3 separate regions of the Homo sapiens genome follow, and regions 1 and 3 are each linked to region 2. The links are chromatin contacts, found by Hi-C or POLR2A ChIA-PET in ENCODE. All regions are on one chromosome and are shown on one strand. The core of a region is the stretch at or near the end of the contact, and the rest is flanking DNA. Distances in the headings are between cores, read along the strand shown.

Region 1 (3,075 bases), core at 473-2,972, 880 kb after region 2:
TGACACCTCATTTTGAAGCCTGGTTGAGAAATGAGTTTTACGAGCAAATGAGGCTTAAAACAACATAAGCACAGTCCCATTTAGCACCAAATCTTATTTGTCTAAATTATTGTTGAAGGTTCCAAATTGATTTTATACTTTCCTACCTAAGTGAACAAAACTTAATTTAAGCTTTTCTTGATGACTTAGGATCACCATTATGAATGTCATTTATGGGAATGCAGTGTGTTGTATACCAGCAGCTTTTGAGTGGTGTGGAAATGTTAGTTCCTGGGCTGAATGCCTCCTGAATTCTAGGCTGTTCCATTAAGTCTCTTCATTAACCTCTTGGGTCCCTTAGAATTTTTACAGTCACTGTGTATTCTCAATACCTCCCATTTCTATGTTTCTCTGCTTTCTGATTTCTCCTGCCATTTTTATTATTTACTAACCCATTCATGTAGGTTTTCTTTTTTCTTCTTTAAGACTCCCCAATCCTCTTTTCTTTCCAGTCCTTTCACTGATTTTGTTTTGCATATTATGGTGGAAAGAGCAGGCACACATGTGGGAGTGGCTTTGGCCTCAGCACTGACACTAGCTGTGCTGCAGAAACTATGACCTTGAGCAATTTAACCCCTGAGCCCCTGTTTCCTCAATATAAACTAAGGTGGTAATATGGATCTCACAGGCTTACATTGGGGTTAACTGAGATGCTAGTAATAGTATAAAAATTCATCTGTAAAAATTGATCGTCATTATGACTGTTATTTTGGCAGTTGGACCTGGTTTTTATTGTCGTCGTCAATAGAAATAGAAAGAGTCCATAGGACTCCAGGGAGTTGGAATCCAGACATGAACAGAGGAATAGCTAGAATACTCGAGACATCTCTATGGAGTGGACAGCTGAAGCCATGAGTCAGGCTCCTGAAAGTCTCCAAGAGGTTATAGATCTACTAATGTGCTTAAGCAGAATCTCAAGAAAGGTCTAATATAAATGGATGAAGCCATAAGAGGAATATCAAGAAAAGAAGACTGGATAAAAATATTCCCTGTTTCTAAGAAAAGAAGAAGTTTTCTAAACCTTGAAACTCTTTTAAGCTATCAATCCTATCTGCCACCATTCACTCCCAGCCTTCTTGAAGGAGCAGGGGGCCTCCATCTCTTCTTGCCAGGAATCTGCTTCTTGTATTTTACAATTCCTTGCCAAATCTGGGCAGAGTCAGCGGAGTGAAGGCAGTTGTGTCTGGGCAGTCTGCCTAAGAGTTTCCATTACATAAACAGTAGGTGCTTAATAACTTGCATTGTGCACATAAAAGGGAAAAAGAAGAAAATGTGATTTTTCACTGCTACAGAGTAAACCATTCTGTGGCCCCAGAGGATGCATCATGTTTAGCAAGATTAAAGCAGGTGGCAAAGTCCCTCCCCAGTGGGTACATCACAGCTAATGTCCATCAATGATTAGCAAATGAGTAGACGGTGCCTTTGTCAATAATCCTGTTTCTACCCTCATGCTTTATTTATTTAGCTAATGGCTGCCTAGCTGGTAGCTCATCAAGATGGTGTTTACTGAGCTTGGCAAAGTGAAAAATTATGATTTTGTTTACTCATGTGTTTCCAGCTGGGGTGCTGAGTTGTTATCCAGGCAGCTGATGACCGTTCTTCCACTCTCAGAGCCCCTAACACAGGCAGTTCAGTAAACAAACCATCAGCTTGAGAACCAGAGCATCAACACTGCCACAATCTGGTTATTTGCTACTTTGCAGTCGTCAGTGTCCAGAACCTCAAATGATGACTCATTCTGGAACCTCCCTTATACTTAGATAATAAAACAAATAGAAGTCAGGTTAAGTGTAATTGGTTTAGTTTGAGCTATTCAGTTGTTTATGAGAAAAATGAGTATTTGCTCCAAATTAAATATTTGATTTGGGATAGTTTTGTCTCTTGCTCTATACTCAAGCATGTAAAAATAGAATGGAAACCCAAACAGAAAACCTGGGAGAGACTATCACTCTGGAATGGTTCTCACACATGCACTAACTAATTTAGTTATTTGTACAGCAAATATATAGTGAGTACCTACTGTGTATTAGGTCCTGGGGATATTGTGGTGACTTAAACCCAACACAAACATGAACCTAGTTCTTCAGAACCTTGCAACTTTGTAGGAAAGAGAGACATTGAATCAGTGATTGTCAATATGATGAGAATTATAAAGGGAGAAACAGGGTGCTTCAGTAGTCTTGGAGTTTAGGGAAGGATCCTTGAGAAAGTGATGCTTTGAATGGGAGATGAAGGAGTTCCAAAAATCATAGACAGCGAAAGGCAGAGAGGGTAAGCTTAAATATTATTATTATCTCAGTTAAGTCACAAAATAACTCTGCGAGGTCAGTATTATTGCTCCGGTTTACAATTGAGGAGACTTGGGTTCCAGGGGAAGCACGTGCAAAGACCTGAGACCAGACTTTATGAATAGTGCCACTTGGAGCTACAAGGTCGAGCAAAGGCAGTGTGGCTGGAGTAGAGAGGAACCATGAGAGGCATGAGATACAGAGGGACTTGCCAAGGAGTTCCTAATTAAAAGTGCATTTTAGAAAGCCACTCTGGCTGGTATGGAGAATGGATTGAGGTGGATGTAGGAGGACTGGCTTAGAGGCATGGCAGTGACTGGGTGAAAAAGATAGTGAGTTGAACCAGGGGTGGAGTCAGGGGAAGCAACCTGCAGGAAGATAGAAATGATTAACGTCAACAGACATACAGGAGGTTGGGTCAGCAGGGTCAGTGAGTGGCTGGATATGAGGGGAGAGGCACTGACAGGTTATTCTACATGGCTCTCTTTATATCTGTAACAATTGAGCCATAATAATACTAATAGCTGCTCCTTACTGAGTGTCTACCATAGTCATTCTATAGATGAGAAAACTGAGACTGAGAGTAGGGAAGTACCTACCAATAGATGACTGAACTGAGATCTGAGCCCCAGCCTGACTCCCAAGCCAGTGCTCTCTCCACTCTAACACTGTATTTATGATTCTGGTCAATTCAATATTTTTCTCATTTGGTTGACTGAAACCTCAGATTTTTCCCCCAATGTAATTC
Region 2 (3,461 bases), core at 116-2,615:
CCTGCCTGTGCGTGCGAAATTACACCTGAGATGGAGTGGCTGTGTCCAGCTAACAAAGCCGTTTGGGGAGGGGATTTCAAGCATGGCTATTCCTTGTTCACTTTAATAAAACATGGCATGAATTCAGGCAAAGGGACTTACTCCTTACTCCCTCACCTCAGATTTTTCTGTGTTTTGCTGTTGGTATAACTTGTCCTGTGTTGCTAAGTTTTAAACATATCTATATTTTGTTTAAAACACTAACCATGGCTTTGTTTGAGTGGCTTATTTTTATGTCCTAAGGAGTTGACCTAGACAGGGAACAGTTAGTCATATTCTGTTTCAGGCCAATGCCTCTGAGCCCCTTCCCTTCTCGTTTTTCTCTGTCTGAAATGATGCTCTTGGCTGGCCCCATTTTGCTGTTTGTCCAAACGGGCGCCCCTCAGCAATGGGCAACTTTCTCCATTTTGGTGTCTTATCTAAGACCTTGCCCACTGGCTTAAAGAGTTGGCTTGGGTTCCGTCACAGTGATGAGTTGCCTGTCCCGCCGTCTGTAGTCGGGAGGGCTTTTTCCGTGATGAGAATGAGCTGCAAACTCAGGCAAACACTGATCAGGAGAGACATGAAACCCAACCTGGCCCAGTCGGCTTAAAAATAGTCCAGTCATTTCACCCCTGGAATTTTCTCTTGCTTATGTGGGTGGACAATTCTCTTGGAACACCACCAAGATCATGAGGAGGAGAAAACAGAGCAGGCACCAACCACATGAATCCAACCCAGGCTGACCCCGTAGCCGGTGGTGCATTGGCCCTCACAGGTTTGCACCCTGCATGCAGGGCCCTTTCTCCCCCACGAGAGGGCGCTCTCGTCACTCTTAAAGCAATCGTACTGGGGAACACTCAGGTTGTTTCTTAGTGAAGTCCCCGAAGAGCACTGCATTTAAGCTGCTACTTTGTGTCTCAGCTTCTACTTTCAAGGTTTGTTATGAATGTAAAGACATTCTCCAACTCAAGCAAGTGTGGGCAATATTAGTGTCTGGAAACGCCTGTTGCAAATGAAGCACAGCCACTGCTTGTTTGTGTTTCGTTAGTGAAACGTGATTGTAACCCAGGGTTTTTGACGCTCACAGAAGCATCCGCCTTGGTAATGCTGTACATCCAGGCTGCTCTTCTTTGTCCCTAACCTGGTTGCAATGTGGCCGTAGCATGCTTGTGTTGACATCTGACAGGAGATGAGGACTTGACTTCCTGGGCTGATCTTGCTTATTTTGGGGAGAGCAGGAGTGCCCGTGGTTAGTGTGGATCAGCCTGACAGGAGATTTTCTATTGAGGGAGGATTTAAGACTGCATGCAGGCAAGGGAAATACAAGCCATATTTCACCAGCTCAATACACCAGGGAGCGCTACCATTTAACGAAAACCACCATTCTGACTTCCGGGTTTTTAGGTCATCTGGCAGCCACTGGGTGGGGTCAGTTTCTTGGCCCTTGATTAGAAGTTCCTTCTGATTACAAAACACCTCTTGATTGAAATCTTTGCATTTTCTTTGCATTTGCATTTCCACCAATCTTTTTATTTTTTATTTTTTTTGCCTTGGAGGATGTGTGTATGTGAGGGTGACCTTCTCTTTATTTGTGGGAATCGGGGAGTGCCCTCCTCCCTACAAAGTCACTATAAAGCTACGGGCTTTGCTGCCCTTGGTACAGGGTCTAGAAGTGGTTGTTGGGTGGTGACCAGCACAGTGACAGTTTATTTCCTGGACCTTTGAACCTAAATTCCCACAGGAAGAACATAAAGGACTCAGCAAATCTTGCCCCCCGACCCCCGTCTCCTCCATGCGCCTACACTGGAGCCATGAGTACTACTGCTACCGTCACTACAGCCAAATTATTATAGAGAATTACTATGTGCCAGGCATGGGTAATTTTTGGTTGTTTTAATCAACTTTGTTTCAAACAGCTTTAGATTTGCAGAAAAACTATGAATATAGCAAGAGTTCCCCCACTTTCTCCTTTTTTTATTTATTTTATTTTATTTTTTTGAGACGGAGTCTCTGTCGTCCAGGCTGGAGTGCGGTGGCGCAATCTCGGCTCACTGCAAGCTCCGCCTCCCGGGTTCATGCCATTCTCCTGCCTCAGCCTCCCGAATAGCTGGGACGACAGGCGCCCGCCACTACGCCTGGCTAATTTTTTTTTTTTTTTAATATTTTTAGTAGAGACAGGGTTTCACCGTGTTAGCTAGGATGGTCTCGATCTCCTGACCTCGTGATCCACCTGCCTTGGCCTCCCAAAGTGCTGGGATTACAGGTGTGAGCCACCGCGCCCGGCCTCCTATTTTTAACATATAGTTTCTCCTGTTGTTGTTGTTTTAATCATATTAGCATAACACATTTGTTACAATTAGTGAAGGAATATTGATACATTATTATTAACTGAAGCCAATACTTTATTCGGATTTCCTTTATTTTGACCTAGTGTCCTTTTTCTGCTCCGGGAGCCTACCCAGGATACCGCCTTACCTTAGTTGTCATGTCTTCTTAAGATCCTGCTGGCGGTAGTGGTTTCTCAGACTTTAAACTTGTTTTTAATGACCTTGACAGTTTTGAGGAGTACTGCTCAGGAGTTTAGTAGAAGGTTCCTCTTTTGGAATTTGTCTAAGGTTTTCTAATAATTAGACTGGGGTTATGGGTTTTTGAGAGGAAGAAGGCAGAGAGAAAATGCCATTCTTATCACATCATATTCAGGGTACATATTATTAACATGATTTAACGTTGTAGATGTTGAACGTCATCACCTCGCTGAGACGGTGTTTGTCAGGTTTCTTCTCGTAAAGTTACTGTCCCCTCTCCTTTTTTTATACTGTACTATCACAAGAAAGTGACCACGTGTAGTCCACACTTAAGGAGGGGGAGTTATATTCCACCCTCAGAGAGCACAGTACCTATAAACATTTTTGAAATTTCTCTGCACAGAAAATTTCTCTCTTCTTCCCCATTTATTTACGTATTCAATTGTTTATTTCTATCAATATGGACTCATAGAGATTTATTCCATACTTTGAGTTATAATCAAATAGTATACTACTAGATTTTGTTTGGTTTTTTTTTTGCCTCTGGGAGCTGTTTCACGTGACTCCTGTGTCCCTTTGACACACCCCCATCATTGCGGGTTTTTGTTTTTGAGGTGTTTCTTTCTTGCTTTCTTTGTGGCACTCACTACAAGATACTCCAGGATTATCTTGTACATCTTCTGCCCTAGTCCTTGAATCAGTCATTTCTCCAAAAAGCCCTGGCCTTTTTTTTGAGACGGAGTCTCGCTCTCTCGCCCAGGCTGGAGTACAGTGGCGCGATCTTGGCTCACTGCAAGCTCCGCCTCCCGGGTTCACGCCATTCTCCTGCCTCAGCCTCCCAAGTAGCTGGGACTACAGGCGCCCGCCACCACGCCCGGCTAATTTTTTGTCTTTTTAGTACAGACGGGGTTTCAC
Region 3 (3,146 bases), core at 141-2,640, 520 kb after region 2:
GGTGGCAGGCGCCTGTAGTCCCAGCTACTCGGGAGGCTGAGGCAGGAGAATGGCATGAACCCAGGAGGTGGAGGTTGCAGTGAGCCGAGATTGCACCACTGCACTCCAGCCTGGGCGACAGAGCGAGACTCCGTCTCAAAAAAAAAACAAAAACAAAAAACAAAAAAACACCAGAAGCTGTCTTGCCCTTAAGTGAAATGTAGCACACAGGAAGAGGTCCACCCAGGGCTGCGATCCAGAGCTTGCTGGAGAGGGCATGATCATGGCTCACTGGATGGTAGAGAAGTTACTGTGGTGCTCTGTGGTGGGACTTTCTGGAAATCCACCCTCTGGAACTTCCATAAATCCGCTCTCTAAGACACCAACTGTTTATGGGAGTATGTTGCCAGATGCATGCTGCTACAAAACCTCCTGAGAGGGTGCAGGGGAGGGAAGCTTCTGGCTATCAGGTGCTGCTGACTGGGAGCCTCCCAAGAGGAACACACTGGAATCAGGAAGAAAAGCCCTGTCCCACTGCGCCCAGTGCCCACTATTGACAAAGTGAAACATCAGGCCATCTGGCAAAGAAAAAGATATTCAGAGGGCTCATTGAGGATGGACTTTGAAAGAGCAAATAATGAAGGATAGGGCATGTAACAGTCCAACTGATAATAGTCACAGGGAATTTAGTCTGTTCACAACGTTAATAGTTTTTATTTTATGCTACAATTACTAAACTCATAAATAGAATAATAAGACTTGAAGTTCAACTTAAAGGCTTAAAGAAAACTGAATTTTAAAATTATGACTGATTTACATAAACTAATTTTAATTTAAAACCTAGGTAACTATAAACAAAACCAAGTTCTTTCTACACTCAAAATCTATCCTTGGTTATTAATAGTTCATATTGACACTGGGGTCTTACTTATTCTGAAAAATTCTGTAAGTGTATAGAGTAAGAAAAAAATGAAGTGAATATATAAAGAATAAGAATGTAGCAAGGAAGAGAAAACAGAAAAGCAATTATGAGAGTGGTAAGGAGACTCTGGCAGAGTTTTGAGCAAAAAGGCTTAGGAAGCAGCCAAGGGTGTGAAAAAACTGGAGAAGAACAAGGAGGATTTATAAATAAGTGCTTCTGTATTTTGAATTGGATTCCTTTTACTGTCTCTTAGGAGATGCAAGTAAAAATTGGAAGTGCAGTACTTTTTAGTCATTTTTTGTTGCTGAATTGTGTTTTGGTACATGAGACATTATGGTGAAACCAAGTGATGTGAAAAACTGGAGCTTATTTGGATCTCACCTAAACAATGAAGTCTGACAAATAATCTATTTGAAATCAAAAATGCTGCCAAAGCCCTTCCAAGATGATGACATCACCAGCCTGGCTGAAAAGATGGCTGCACCAGAGGGCCACATCATCTACAGTCTGCGTCCAAGGTGTGGCCTCTGGCCCCTCACATGTACACTGTATGGTACAGCTTGAGCTAAAGGAGTGAGAAAAAGCTTCCCACCTTCACCTTTAAGTGTTTGAGAGCACTAATTCTTAACACCCCTCTATCTTTCCCGCCCAATTCGTAAATTAGTAAAGAGAGAGACCCAAGAGTCTAATTACTGATGAAAGCTAATATTGAAGAGTGGGTGACTCAGGTCTACTGGCCAAATGGGCCTGCTAATACATTCCCCCTAGTTAAACAGACTTACCCATTTACAGCTTTGGAAGTACTGAACAGCCACAGGCTACCCTGGAAGGGAAGTGCAAAGCAGAGCATAGTTTATATTTTCTGTCTCTAACTGCCTCCAGAGACCCCCCAAGGAGAGGAAGGGGCTAAATTGTGTGAATGAAATGCCCCTGAATCCATTAATTCTTAGAGGTTCATTCATAAGGTGACAAGAAGCTGTAGAAATGAGGTTCTCCCTAGATATTCCCTAACCTAACACTCAGCCAGGAATGTGGCTACTCTCTTGAGGGAGGAAATTGTCCTAACCACTAATGGGACTTTAGATCCTGCCTCCAACCCAAGAGTCTGAAGTGGGTCAGAAGAGTACAGGACAGGATAAGACAGTACAAGGTCATTCTACAATCAGGGTTGAAAACTTGCTCTGCTATTTGGCTCCCCACCCTATATTATGTCCAGTCACAATGTCTGATTTCGCTCATTAGTGTTCTTGCAGTGAGATTATATGCCAATTACATGAGATTACGGAAGAAAAGTGAATTATTCACATGGAACTTTGCAACTCTTCTCCTTCTGTTTCTTGTTCAAACTCAGAAACTTTACAGCCCCCTTGGATCCATCCCCTACTCAATAATGGCTCCCATCCCCTGCTTTCCTTGAACCTAGGAATCCTGTATCTATATTGTCTTTGCCATCTCCATTCTGTGGCTGAGTTTAGATGTCAATTCATCAACTTCCTATAATCTCTCAATCTCATCACCCCAATACCAGATCTTAACTTCTAAAAAATGTGTGCAAAGATGCTACTTAACAACTAGATGCTGTAAATTATGTTAAATATACAGTTTCTAAAATTTTATCAAAAAACAAAAATCCTTCAGTGATGAAGGAAAATACCAAAACCTATTTGAGCACAAAGTACTACATTTTTGTTTTTAAAAAGTTTTTCTTGTAACCAATAAACATTTTTATTTCTCTTTGGATAGACCTCTTTAGCAAGAGAAAAATTAAAAGGATTGGTCAACCAACTTCGGCAACTCTAGGTTTTATAACCCTGGATCAAAGGGGCAAGATTATATTCTTAAATTCTTACTTCCAGCTGTGGTTTCAGAGGTAGCAGCTACTTGAACGATCAGTAAAAAATGGTTTTGAGACTCATTCTAGTGCCCTCCTAGCACCAAGTACAGCAGTCCTTCTGACAATTTTGAAAGCAATCGAGTCCCCCATCTTAAATTCTTTATTGTTTTAAGTATTGAGAGTGGTTCTGTTTCCTGAATGAATTTCTGACTTATCATTATCATTTTCCTTAGCTCTAAAAGGCAAAAGATTTATATGCGCTGAAGACAGCCCAGAGTCTATCACCTTAGCTCTAAAATCACATAGCTCAGCCAGCTGCTAACTCTCTCAGTGTGAATTCAGCTACTCATGTTTTCCTTAGAATTTCACTTTTCTTCCACTTTTGCACTTAATGCTGTGCATGGCTTACCA

What was found. Hi-C counts contacts between places; a loop is a spot of excess contacts on that map. ChIA-PET counts read pairs that join two places held with the same protein, here RNA polymerase II (POLR2A). Pooled maps may share reads with other maps.
Region 1: a loop to region 2 is called in a map of HCT116, with 2.8 times the contacts of the local background. The contact joins two enhancer-like sites. A Hi-C loop is called at or near these places in 1 of 168 maps with a recorded cell type or tissue (HCT116) and 5 of 50 pooled maps. POLR2A ChIA-PET finds 5 or more read pairs at or near these places in 1 of 52 experiments (GM12878).
Region 3: a map of Calu3 shows a loop between it and region 2 (2.8-fold over the local background). The contact joins two enhancer-like sites. A Hi-C loop is called at or near these places in 2 of 168 maps with a recorded cell type or tissue (Calu3 and naive thymus-derived CD4-positive, alpha-beta T cell) and 6 of 50 pooled maps.

Annotation. Positions count from the first base shown.
Region 1 is chr1:77,029,734-77,032,808 of GRCh38, forward strand. The region is part of intron 2 of ST6GALNAC5 (ST6 N-acetylgalactosaminide alpha-2,6-sialyltransferase 5); the gene reads left to right. Among named protein-coding and RNA genes, the nearest start is that of MIR7156, 29 kb to the right of the region's middle. Within about 2 kb of position 1,723, at least 2 of the 41 ENCODE cell types and tissues checked have a DNase peak (open chromatin) inside an H3K27ac peak, as active enhancers do.
Region 2 is chr1:76,153,471-76,156,931 of GRCh38, forward strand. The region is part of intron 1 of ST6GALNAC3 (ST6 N-acetylgalactosaminide alpha-2,6-sialyltransferase 3); the gene reads left to right. Among named protein-coding and RNA genes, the nearest start is that of ST6GALNAC3, 80 kb to the left of the region's middle. RefSeq lists a silencer at 811-920. Within about 2 kb of position 1,366, at least 19 of the 41 ENCODE cell types and tissues checked have a DNase peak (open chromatin) inside an H3K27ac peak, as active enhancers do.
Region 3 is chr1:76,673,586-76,676,731 of GRCh38, forward strand. No RefSeq gene overlaps it. Among named protein-coding and RNA genes, the nearest start is that of LINC02567, 100 kb to the right of the region's middle. Within about 2 kb of position 1,391, at least 2 of the 41 ENCODE cell types and tissues checked have a DNase peak (open chromatin) inside an H3K27ac peak, as active enhancers do.